Linked DNA regions of Homo sapiens: region 2 is linked to region 1. A link is a loop called in an ENCODE intact Hi-C map of the cell type or tissue named here. Cell type or tissue: adrenal gland. All regions are shown on one strand.

Evidence for each region. Hi-C counts contacts between places; a loop is a spot of excess contacts. Peaks named below come from ENCODE experiments on the same cell type or tissue, not always from the same donor. Only the 100,000 strongest peaks of a DNase experiment are listed, where the experiment ranks them.
Region 2: a loop joins it to region 1, with 8 times the contacts of the local background. A loop is called at or near these places in 27 of 110 quality-filtered maps.

Annotation. Positions count from the first base shown.
Region 1 is chr17:21,400,015-21,405,014 of GRCh38, reverse strand. The region is part of intron 1 of KCNJ12 (potassium inwardly rectifying channel subfamily J member 12); the gene reads right to left. Among named protein-coding and RNA genes, the nearest start is that of KCNJ12, 26 kb to the right of the region's middle. RefSeq lists enhancers at 277-776, 3,385-4,362, 4,363-5,000. In adrenal gland, no CTCF peak of the experiment used is centred here; a DNase peak (open chromatin) is centred at 2,471.
Region 2 is chr17:21,687,092-21,692,091 of GRCh38, reverse strand. No RefSeq gene overlaps it. Among named protein-coding and RNA genes, the nearest start is that of KCNJ18, 2.9 kb to the left of the region's middle. In adrenal gland, no CTCF peak of the experiment used is centred here; a DNase peak (open chromatin) is centred at 2,320.

The sequences.
Region 1 (5,000 bases):
CTGCAGGAACCTTGAGTGACACTGACCCCTCACATTCCGTGGCGTAAAGATGGGGGCTGGACATATGGACCCCAGAAAGAGGCTGCACCAAGCGGCCAGAAAAGGCAAACGTCCACCCTTAAGCCCTGAGGTGAGGCCAGGTCAGAAGGTTCTGGCCCCACAGAGTGGACGACAGTCACACCAAACACCAGGGAATGTTTCTGACGGTATTTCTATCTTGAGAACATCCTTCTTCACAGAGGGTGGGGGCAGGAGGGAGAGAGGGTGTCCTTGGCCCCAGGCCCCTGGGAGAAGCAGAGAACAGAGGCCCTACAGTAGTGCCCTCTGCTGGGGTGGCCATCGCAGACACTGCCCCATCCCTGGGCTCCGTTAAGTCCTAGGAACAGGGGAGACCTGGAGGGTCTTGGGGCCCTTCTAGGACTCCTGGCTCTGCCCCAACTTGCTGTGTGACCTGGAGCAGGGCTCTGTCCCTCTCTGGGTCTCCCTCTTCAAGTCCTCACTGGGCACCGAGGACTTGAAGAGGAAGCATTGGGCGCCTGCCTTCATGGGGCACCCTGCCTCACAGGGCAGACGGTGAGAAGTCAGCAGTCACAACTCGCTGGGCCCTCGGGAGCCCAGGCGAGGTGTCTAACCCAGTGGCAGGAGGGGTGCTTCCTAGAGGAGTATCTGCCAGTGGGGAGGCAGCAGCGAGCAGCAGGGGAGAGAACCCCGCCTGAGACCAACCATAGCACAGTGACACAGCTAGGAGCACCAGAGTCCTGCAGTCTTGGTGCAGATTCCAGCTTCACTCTCCAGGCACTAGGCCTTGGGCAAGACCCACCCTGACTGTGTGCAAACCAGGGGGCTGGCCCAGCTACTCCACAGAAGCCCTGCCAGCCCTCCATTCCAGGATCTAAACTATTCGGGGTTTGTGGGGAAGGTGTGAAGAGATGGGCACAGCCTTGCCACCATCATATCAGGGAAGCTCAGCGTGTGCAGGCACAGAGGCCGAGGCATCACCCCAGGAGGCCTCGGATGTCATATTAATGAGCCTAGACTTGATCCCAAAGGCAATGGGGAGCCCAAGGGCCATAAGAGAGCTTGAAACTATAAGAGTTCTGGGGCAACAAGGCATGAATTCAAATCCTGTCTCCATCCCTTCCTGTGTGGCCTTGGGCAAGCCACATAACCTCTCTGAACCGCAGTTTTCTCACCTATAAAATGGAACTAATCATAGCACCTATCTCATGTGGTTGCAATGGGGTTTCCATGAGTGAATACATGGAGACTGGCCAGCTGGGAACTCCCTGTCCTCCCACCCTCTCCCTTCATCACAGCTATGAGCCTCTGCCTCACCCTGCAGAGAGTCACAGGCCCCTTTAGGGCCTCAGCTGGACCCCACTCCAAGCAAGAAGGAATGATGGGCAGGAACCCCAGCGGGAGGCACAGGTCAGCAAAGGCACCCTGGCTTCTGATTTTCATACAGCTGTAAATTTTCCAGCTTCAACTTAATTTGAGTCTCAGACATGTCCTGAGCAGCCAGCATGTGCACAGGAGAGCAAGGACACAAGGTAAGGACACAAGAAGCATCCTGGGACCAGAAAGACCACCAAAGGAAAGGCTGGGAAATTTGCCAACATAAAAATATGTATGATGTTGTCAAAACCAATCGTAAGTAAAATAAAAGAAAAATAATGTGTTTGTTTAAATCGGACCCATGTGCTTAATATATAAAGAGTTCTTATGAATCAATAAGAAAAAAGGACACAGTAGGAATGAGCAGAGAGCTAGGGTTGGGCTTCCAATGTCTCTGGAATGTCCCACACCTCAGAGCCTCAGCCAGAGCTCGCCCCTCACCATGAAATGCCTTTCTCTGCCTCTCAGAATGCAATGCATCCTCCAAGCTCAAAGGATGCCTCCTCCATGAAGTCTTCCATGATTTCCCCAAGTCCCTTGCTCCTCCGTGAGTACTCCTAGCATGTTTCTTGAGCCCCTAGGACCCAGTACTTGGCTTCTGCTCACTGCATCACAGAAGTCCCAGGTGGGGTGGCCCAAGCTTCTTTGAGAGGAGGAAATGAGGCACAGAGAGGAGCCATGCCCAAGGTCACCAGTCTGAGCCAGAGCTGGGCCTAGCACCCAGGTGTCCTGCCTCAGTCCCTCTGTAATCCAGCCACCAACCCCTCAGTGAGCCCTCCAGGCCTGCCTTGCTCCCAGCAAGGAAGTCCCCAGCTTGAGGGGTGCATTTATTTCTTCACAAAGGGCCAGCCAGGATTAGGGCCTCAGCCCCCCATAACCTGTCTGCTCTCTGTAGGGGAGCACGTTACAGTTGCTTTCTTAGCTTCCTTCTTTTATTTTGTAAATCTGGCCTTATTTCAGGTACAGAAGATTCCCTGGGAGGGCCTGACAGACTCTCAGGGCTCTGGGGTTCACCCTACCATGGGCAGGAGGCTGACCTCAGAGATGTAGAGTCCAGGAAAATAGGGTAGGCCTTCCAGAAAGCCTATCGCTCTGCCCCAGGCCCCATTTACAGTTCAGATCTGTGAGCGCGCCACGGCCTGGCACTGCTGCCAGAATCACACTCAGCATTGACTCACACGCTCAGCGGCGTCTGCCCAGCCTCTACTATGTGCTGACATCATGCCTGGGGGCCCACATGCTGCTGGGGCAAGACAGACCAAAAAAAAACAGGCTGAGGAAAAAAAAAGAACTTGAGTAAATCCAGAGACGGGTGGAGACTATTCCAGAGGTCAGGGAAGACTGCCTGAGTAGGTGACATCTGGAGAGCTAGTGAGAAGAGAATGAGGGAAGAGGGTACTCCTTCAAGTGGGAACTGTAGCCACAAAGGCCTTGAGGCTGAGGCCAGGGGAGGGCAGCGGGGCTGAAGTGAGTGTGCCAGGGAGGTGGGGGAAAGGGAGGCAGGGACAGCAGATGGATGGCGAGACAGAAGCACACAGCTCAGAAAGGGAGGGGACTTGGCCGAGGACGCGCAGCACGCTGGGCAGATGGGAGCACCTCTTCGTCGATGGCGCTCAGAGGAAGCTGCATGCCAGACACTACCCAAGGCCCTCTCTTCCCCATTCTCCCTCAAACTCCTATGCATCCTTCAACACCCCTTTCCAAGCCCCACCCCTTGTGCTTCCCTCTGTCCTGGACCAGACCATGCTGGGTGCAGCCGGTCTTTCTGAGTCCACCAGGCCAAGGGTCTCCTGAGGGTAGAACCTGGGTCTGACTGCGTTGAGGGGCCTCAGCACAGAACCAGGTCCCTGGGGGAAGTTAAGGGATTGGGAACTAGGATTCTGTCCCTGTGCCCCAAGAGTGCTCTAGAGTCCTTAAAGTCTGAATCACAAGACGGCAGGCAGCACTGCAGCCCACCCAAGGCCACTCCAGCTTCAGCTCACCATGGGACCACCCCTTCCCTGTCCCCTCTGGGCCTCAGTTTCCCCATTTGTCAAATGAGAGGCCCCATAGCTTGGGAACAGGGCGTCTCCACCTTCCTCCCTTATGAACTGCTCACAGCAGGGTGGCCCCTGCAGGAAGAAAGCATGGCTGTCACTCTCTGACCCCTGCTGAGCTCTGAGCTCGGCCCACAGGGCAGGAAATGTCAGCTTTCTGCCAGGCCAGCAGGAGGGTTCCAGCCGAGCCTGGGGGTGATGGGAAATCCTCTCTGCTCTATGGCCTTGCTTGGGGACTCACAATGCCTGGCCTGGGCATTTCACACACAACAGCCAGGTGTGAGGGCCTGGGGATGCAGCCAACCCCGACCACTTCTCCCCTACCATGGCTGGGAAACTAAAGCTCAGGTCACAGTCGGGATGCCCTTCCTTGGTCCCCAGACCCCCAGGAGGGCTGCCCAAGGACCCTGGGGGCAAGGCAAGGGGGCCGGGCAAAGCAGGGGCAGGCTTTGCAGTCCCCGAGACAGTGGAGCAGGTTCCCGGAGGTCCTGCCGCAGAGCCCAAGGACAGAAGCCAGGGCTTTGTGAACTTGATGGGGGAAAAATCATCAACTTCCCCGCCTTCAACCTCTCTGTGAAATGTATGCTGGACACACCGAGCCTGGGCTCACCCCAGGCCCTATAGCAATGCAGACCGCTGGAGCTGCACAGCTCTCCTCCCTGCTCCCATGGAGTCAGTAGGACGGCTGCCACCGGGTCTTGCTAGTTAGGGCGCTCATAAGCAACAGCATGCTAATTACTAGATCACACATTTTAAAAGAATGTTTTGATAAGTACTGCAACACTTATTTCTGGTTTCCTCTGTGGCCCTATATGGGTTCTCTCTTGCACTCAAAAGTGTTATTCTGAGAAGGAGGATGTCAAAGGCATCCCTAGCACACGAACAGCTCAGCACGCTGGATCAGAGGGAGAAGGGCTGAGCACCTGCCAGCTCAGGGCCAGGGCCTTGTCGGGAAAGGACAGGGCAGCCTGGCCCCTCGCCCACCCATCCAGCCACTTGTTCATTCCCCGTTCATTCCATAAACAAGTCTTTCCTGAGCACCAAACCCGTTTGAGGCTCTGTGCGGGGTGTAGCATGAAAAGGGTGGTCAGCCCTGTGCCCGGCTCCTCACAGATCGGGGGAGACAGACATTCCAGGAGAAACCGGAGAAACACAGGAGATTCCGGCTACAGGAGGGACTGTGTGACCACCCGGGAGGAGGGAGTCGAGGCCAGCTGAGGGTCAACAGGGCTGGAAACAAGAGCAGAGTCCCCAGCCCAGGACACAAGGCAGGGTGTGAGGAGACAGGAGGGAGGGGCAGGGAAATGAGCTCTGAAGGGGACAGGGTGGGGCAGGCCGCTCAGAGGCCAGGAGCTTGCTCCCCACCCCCAGGTGGCCTTTGCATGTGCAGCCCACCCAGGTGGGGTGGGGAGCCCTTCAGGCCACAGGGAAGGGTCTGGAAGCACTGGCTGCACTTTTTCCTGCACTCCCTCTAGTACTAGGTAGCAGGTGGCTCTGCATGGCCTGATTTCACAGTGAGGAGACTCAGGCACCCCACAGCTAGACGGTAGCGAGCGGGGCCCCACAGAG
Region 2 (5,000 bases), 290 kb before region 1:
TGCAGTAGTGCCCTCTGCTGGGGTGGCCATCACAGACACTGCCCCATCCCTGGGCTCCATTAAGTCCCACGAACAGGGGAGACCTGGAGGGTCTTGGGGCCCTTCTAGGACTCCTGGCTCTGCCCCAACTTGCTGTGTGACCTGGAGCAGGGCTCTGTCCCTCTCTGGGTCTCCCTCTTCAAGTCCTCACTGGGCACCGAGGACTTGAAGAGGAAGCATTGGGCGCCTGCCTTCATGGGGCACCCTGCCTCACAGGGCAGACGGTGAGAAGTCAGCAGTCATAAGTCGCTGGGCCCTCTGGAGCCCAGGGGAGGTGTCTAACCCAGTGGCAGGAGGGGTGCTTCCTAGAGGAGTATCTGCCAGTGGGGAGGCAGCAGCGAGCAGCAGGGGTGACAACCCCGCCTGAGACTAACCATAGCACAGTGACACAGCTAAGAGCACCAGAGTCCTGCAGTCTTGGTGCAGATTCCAGCTTCACTCTCCAGGCACTGGGCCTTGGGCAAGACCCACCCTGACTGTGTGCAAACCAGGGGGCTGGCCCAGCTACTCCACAGAAGCCCTGCCAGCCCTCCATTCCAGGATCTAAACTATTCGGGGTTTGTGGGGAAGGTGTGACGAGATGGGCACAGCCTTGACACCATCATATCAGGGAAGCTCAGCGTGTGCAGGCACAGAGGCTGAGGCATCACCCCAGGGGGCCTCAGATGTCATATTAATGAGCCTAGACTTGATCCCAAAGGCAATGGGGAGCCCAAGGGCCATAAGAGAGCTTGAAACTATAAGAGTTCTGGGGCAACAAGGCATGAATTCAAATCCTGTCTCCATCCCTTCTTGTGTGGCCTTGGGCTAGCCACATAACCTCTCTGAACCGCAGTTTTCTCACCTATAAAATGGAACTAATCATAGCACCTATCTCATGAGGTTGCAATGGAGTTTCCATGAGTGAACACATGGTGACTGGCCAGCTGGGAACTCCCTGTCCCCCCACCCTCTCCCTTCATCACAGCTATGAGCCTCTGCCTCACCCTGCAGAGAGTCACAGGCCCCTTTAGGGTCTCAGCTGGACCCCACTCCAGGCAAGAAGGAATGATGGGCAGGAAACCCAGCGGGAGGCACAGGTCAGCAAAGGCACCCTGGCTTCTGATTTTCATACAGCTGTAAATTTTCCAGCTTCAACTTAATTGGAGTCTCAGACACGTCCTGAGCAGCCAGCATGTGCACAGGAGAGCAAGGACCCAAGGTAAGGACACAAGAAGCATCCTGGGACCAGAAAGACCACCAAAGGAAAGGCTGGGAAATTTGCCAACATAAAAATATGTATGATGTCAAAACCAATCATAAGTAAAATAAAAGAAAAATAATGTGTTTGTTTAAAAAGGACCCATGTGCTTAATATATAAAGAGTTCTTATGAATCAATAAGAAAAAAGGACACAGTAGGAATGAGCAGAGAGCTAGGGTTGGGCTTCCAATGTCTCTGGAATGTCCCACAACTCAGAGCCTCAGCCGGAGCTGGCCCCTCACCATGAAATGCCTTTCTCTGCCTCTCAGAATGCAATGCATCCTCCAAGCTCAAAGGATGCCTCCTTCATGAAGTCTTCCATGATTTCCCCAAGTCCCTTGCTCCTCCGTGAGTACTCCTAGCATGTTTCTTGAGCCCCTAGGACCCAGTACTTGGCTTCTGCTCGCTGCATCACAGAAGTCCCAGGTGGGGTGGCCCAAGCTTCTTTGAGAGGAGGAAATGAGGTGCAGAGAGGAGCCATGCCCAAGGTCACCAGTCTGAGCCAGAGCTGGGCCTAGCACCCAGGTGTCCTGCCTCAGTCCCTCTGTAATCCAGCCACCAACCCCTCAGTGAGCCCTCCAGGCCTGCCTTGCTCCCAGCAAGGAAGTCCCCAGCTTGAGGGGTGCATTTATTTCTTCACAAAGGGCCAGCCAGGATTAGGGCCTCAGCCCCCCATAACCTGTCTGCTCTCTGTAGGGGAGCACGTTACAGTTGCTTTCTTAGCTTCCTTCTTTTATTTTGTAAATTTGGCCTTATTTCAGGTACAGAAGTTTCCCTGGGAGGGCCTGACAGACTCTAAGGGCTCTGGGGTTCACCCTACCATGGGCAGAAGGCTGACCTCAGAGATGTGGAGTCCAGGAAAATAGAGTAGGCCTTCCAGAAAGCCTATCGCTCAGGCCCCATTTACACTTCAGATCTGTGAGCGCACCACGGCCTGGCACTGCTGCCAGAACCACACTCAGCATTGACTCACACGCTCAGCGGCGTCTGCCCAGCCTCTACTATGCGCTGACATCATGCCTGGGGGCCCACATGCTGCTGGGGCAAGACAGACCAAAAAAAACAGGCTGAGGAAAAAAAAAGAACTTGAGTAAATCCAGAGATGGGTGGAGACTATTCCAGAGGTCAGGGAAGACTGCCTGAGTAGGTGACATCTGGAGAGCTAGTGAGAACAGAATGAGGGAAGAGGGAACTCCTTGAAGTGGGAACTGTAGCCACAAAGGCCTTGAGGCTGAGGCCAGGGGAGGGCAGCGGGGCTGAAGTGAGTGTGCCAGGGAGGTGGGGGAAAGGGAGGCAAGGACAGCAGATGGATGGCGAGACAGAAGCACACAGCTCAGAAAGGGAGGGGACTTGGCCGAGGACGTGCAGCACGCTGGGCAGATGGGAGCACCTCTTCGTCGATGGCGCTCAGAGGAAGCTGCATGCCAGACACTACCCAAGGCCCTCTCTTCCCCATTCTCCCTCAAACTCCTATGCATCCTTCAACACCCCTTTCCAAGCCCCACCCCTTGTGCTTCCCTCTGTCCTGGATCAGACCATGCTGGGTGCAGCCGGTCTTTCTGAGTCCACCAGGCCAAGGGTCTCCTGAGGGTAGAACCTGGGTCTGACTGCGTTGAGGGGCCTCAGCACAGAACCAGGTCCCTGGGGGAAGTTAAGGGATTGGGAACTAGGATTCTGTCCCTGTGCCCCAAGAGTGCTCTAGAGTCCTTAAAGTCTGAATCACAAGATGGCAGGCAGCACTGCAGCCCACCCAAGGCCACTCCAGCTTCAGCTCACCATGGGACCGCCCCGTCCCTGTCCCCTCTGGGTCTCAGTTTCCCCATTTGTCAAATGAGAGGTCCCATAGCTTGGGAACAGGGCATCTCCACCTTCCTCCCTTATGAACTGCTCACAGCAGGGTGGCCCCTGCAGGAAGAAAGCATGGCTGTCACTCTCTGACCCCTGCTGAGCTCTGAGTTTGGCCCACAGGGCAGGAAATGTCAGCTTTCTGCCAGGCCGGCAGGAGAGTTCCAGCTGAGCCTGGGGGTGATGGGAGATCCTCTCTGCTCTATGGCCTTGCTGGGGGACTCACAATGCACAACAGCCAGGTGTGGGGGCCTGGGGATGCAGCTGACCCTGACCACTTCTCCCCCACCATGGCTGGGAAACTAAAGCTCAGGTCCCCAGACCCCCAGGAGGGCTACCCAAGGACCCTGGGGGCAAGGCAAGGGGGCCGGGCAAAGCAGGGGCAGGCTTTGCAGTCCCCAAGACAGTGGAGCAGGTTCCCGGAGGTCCTGCCACAGAGCCCAAGGACAGAAGCCAGCGCTTTGTGAACTTGATGGGGGAAAAATCATCAATTTCCCCGCCTTCAGCCTCTCTGTGAAATGTACGCTGGACACACTGAGCCTGAGCTCACCCCAGGCCCTATAGCAATGCCGACCGCTGGAGCTGCACAGCTCTCCTCCCTGCTCCCATGGAGTCGGTAGGACGGCTGCCACCAGGTCTTGCTAGTTAAGGCACTCGTAGGCAACAGCATGCTAATTACTAGATCACGCATTTTAAAAGAATGTTTTGATAAGTACTGCAACACTTTTCCTCTGTAGCCCTATATGGGTTCTCTCTTGCACTCGAAAGTGTTATTCTGAGAAGGAGGATGTCAAAGGCATCCCTAGCACATGAACAGCTCAGGACGCTGGATCAGAGGGAGAAGGGCTGAGCACCTGCCAGCTCAGGGCCAGGGCCTTGTCGGGAAAGGACAGGGCAGCCTGGCCCCTCGCCCACCCATCCAGCCACTTGTTCATTCCCCGTTCATTCCATAAACAAGTCTTTCCTGAGCACCAAACCCGTTTGAGGCTCTGTGCGGGGTGTAGCATGAAAAGGGTGGTCAGCCCTGTGCCCGGCTCCTCACAGATGGGGGGAGACAGACATTCCAGGAGAAACCGGAGAAACACAGGAGATTCCGGCTACAGGAGGGACTGTGTGACCACCCGGGAGGAGGGACTCGAGGCCAGCTGGGGGGCAACAGGTCTGGAAACAGGAGCAGGGTCCCCGGCCCAGGACACAAGGCAGGGTGTGAGGAGACAGGAGGGAGGGGCAGGGAAATGAGCTCTGAGAGGGGACAGCGTGGGGGCAGGCCGCTCAGAGGCCAGGAGCTTGCTCCCCACCCCTAGGTGGCCTTTGCATGTGCAGCCCACCCAGGTGGGGTGGGGAGCCCTTCAGGCCACATGGAAGGGTCTGGAAGCACTGGCTGCACTTTTTCCTGCACTCCCTCTAGTACTAGGTAGCAGGTGGCTCTACATGGCCTGATTTCAGAGTGAGGAGACTCAGGCTCTCCATAGCTAGACGGTAGCGAGCGGGGCCCCACAGAGGCTGTTCTGACCCCATACCGCCTTGCACGGACCTCTTACTGCCACACACGCTTTCCAACCCCAGTAAACTGGAAGTGCGCAACTGCTGTGCATCAGGAACACTCATCACTGTGACACATGCCATTTCCATTCACATTAGTTTCTTTTGATAGAGGCAAGAAACTGGGGATCAGTTAGGATGAGTGCCGTGCCTAGGGAAATGCAGCCAGTCCATGGCAAAGCTGGGATAGAAATTCACCGCCCCTTATGCCTGTGGCAGTGGCACGATGCTGTATCCTGCGTGGGCTCTGGCCTCTGCTCTGTCCTCCCTCTTGCTCTGCCTCCCCTGTTTCTCAGGGGCCTGGATGCCTCTCACTCTGGCCAAATGTCTTC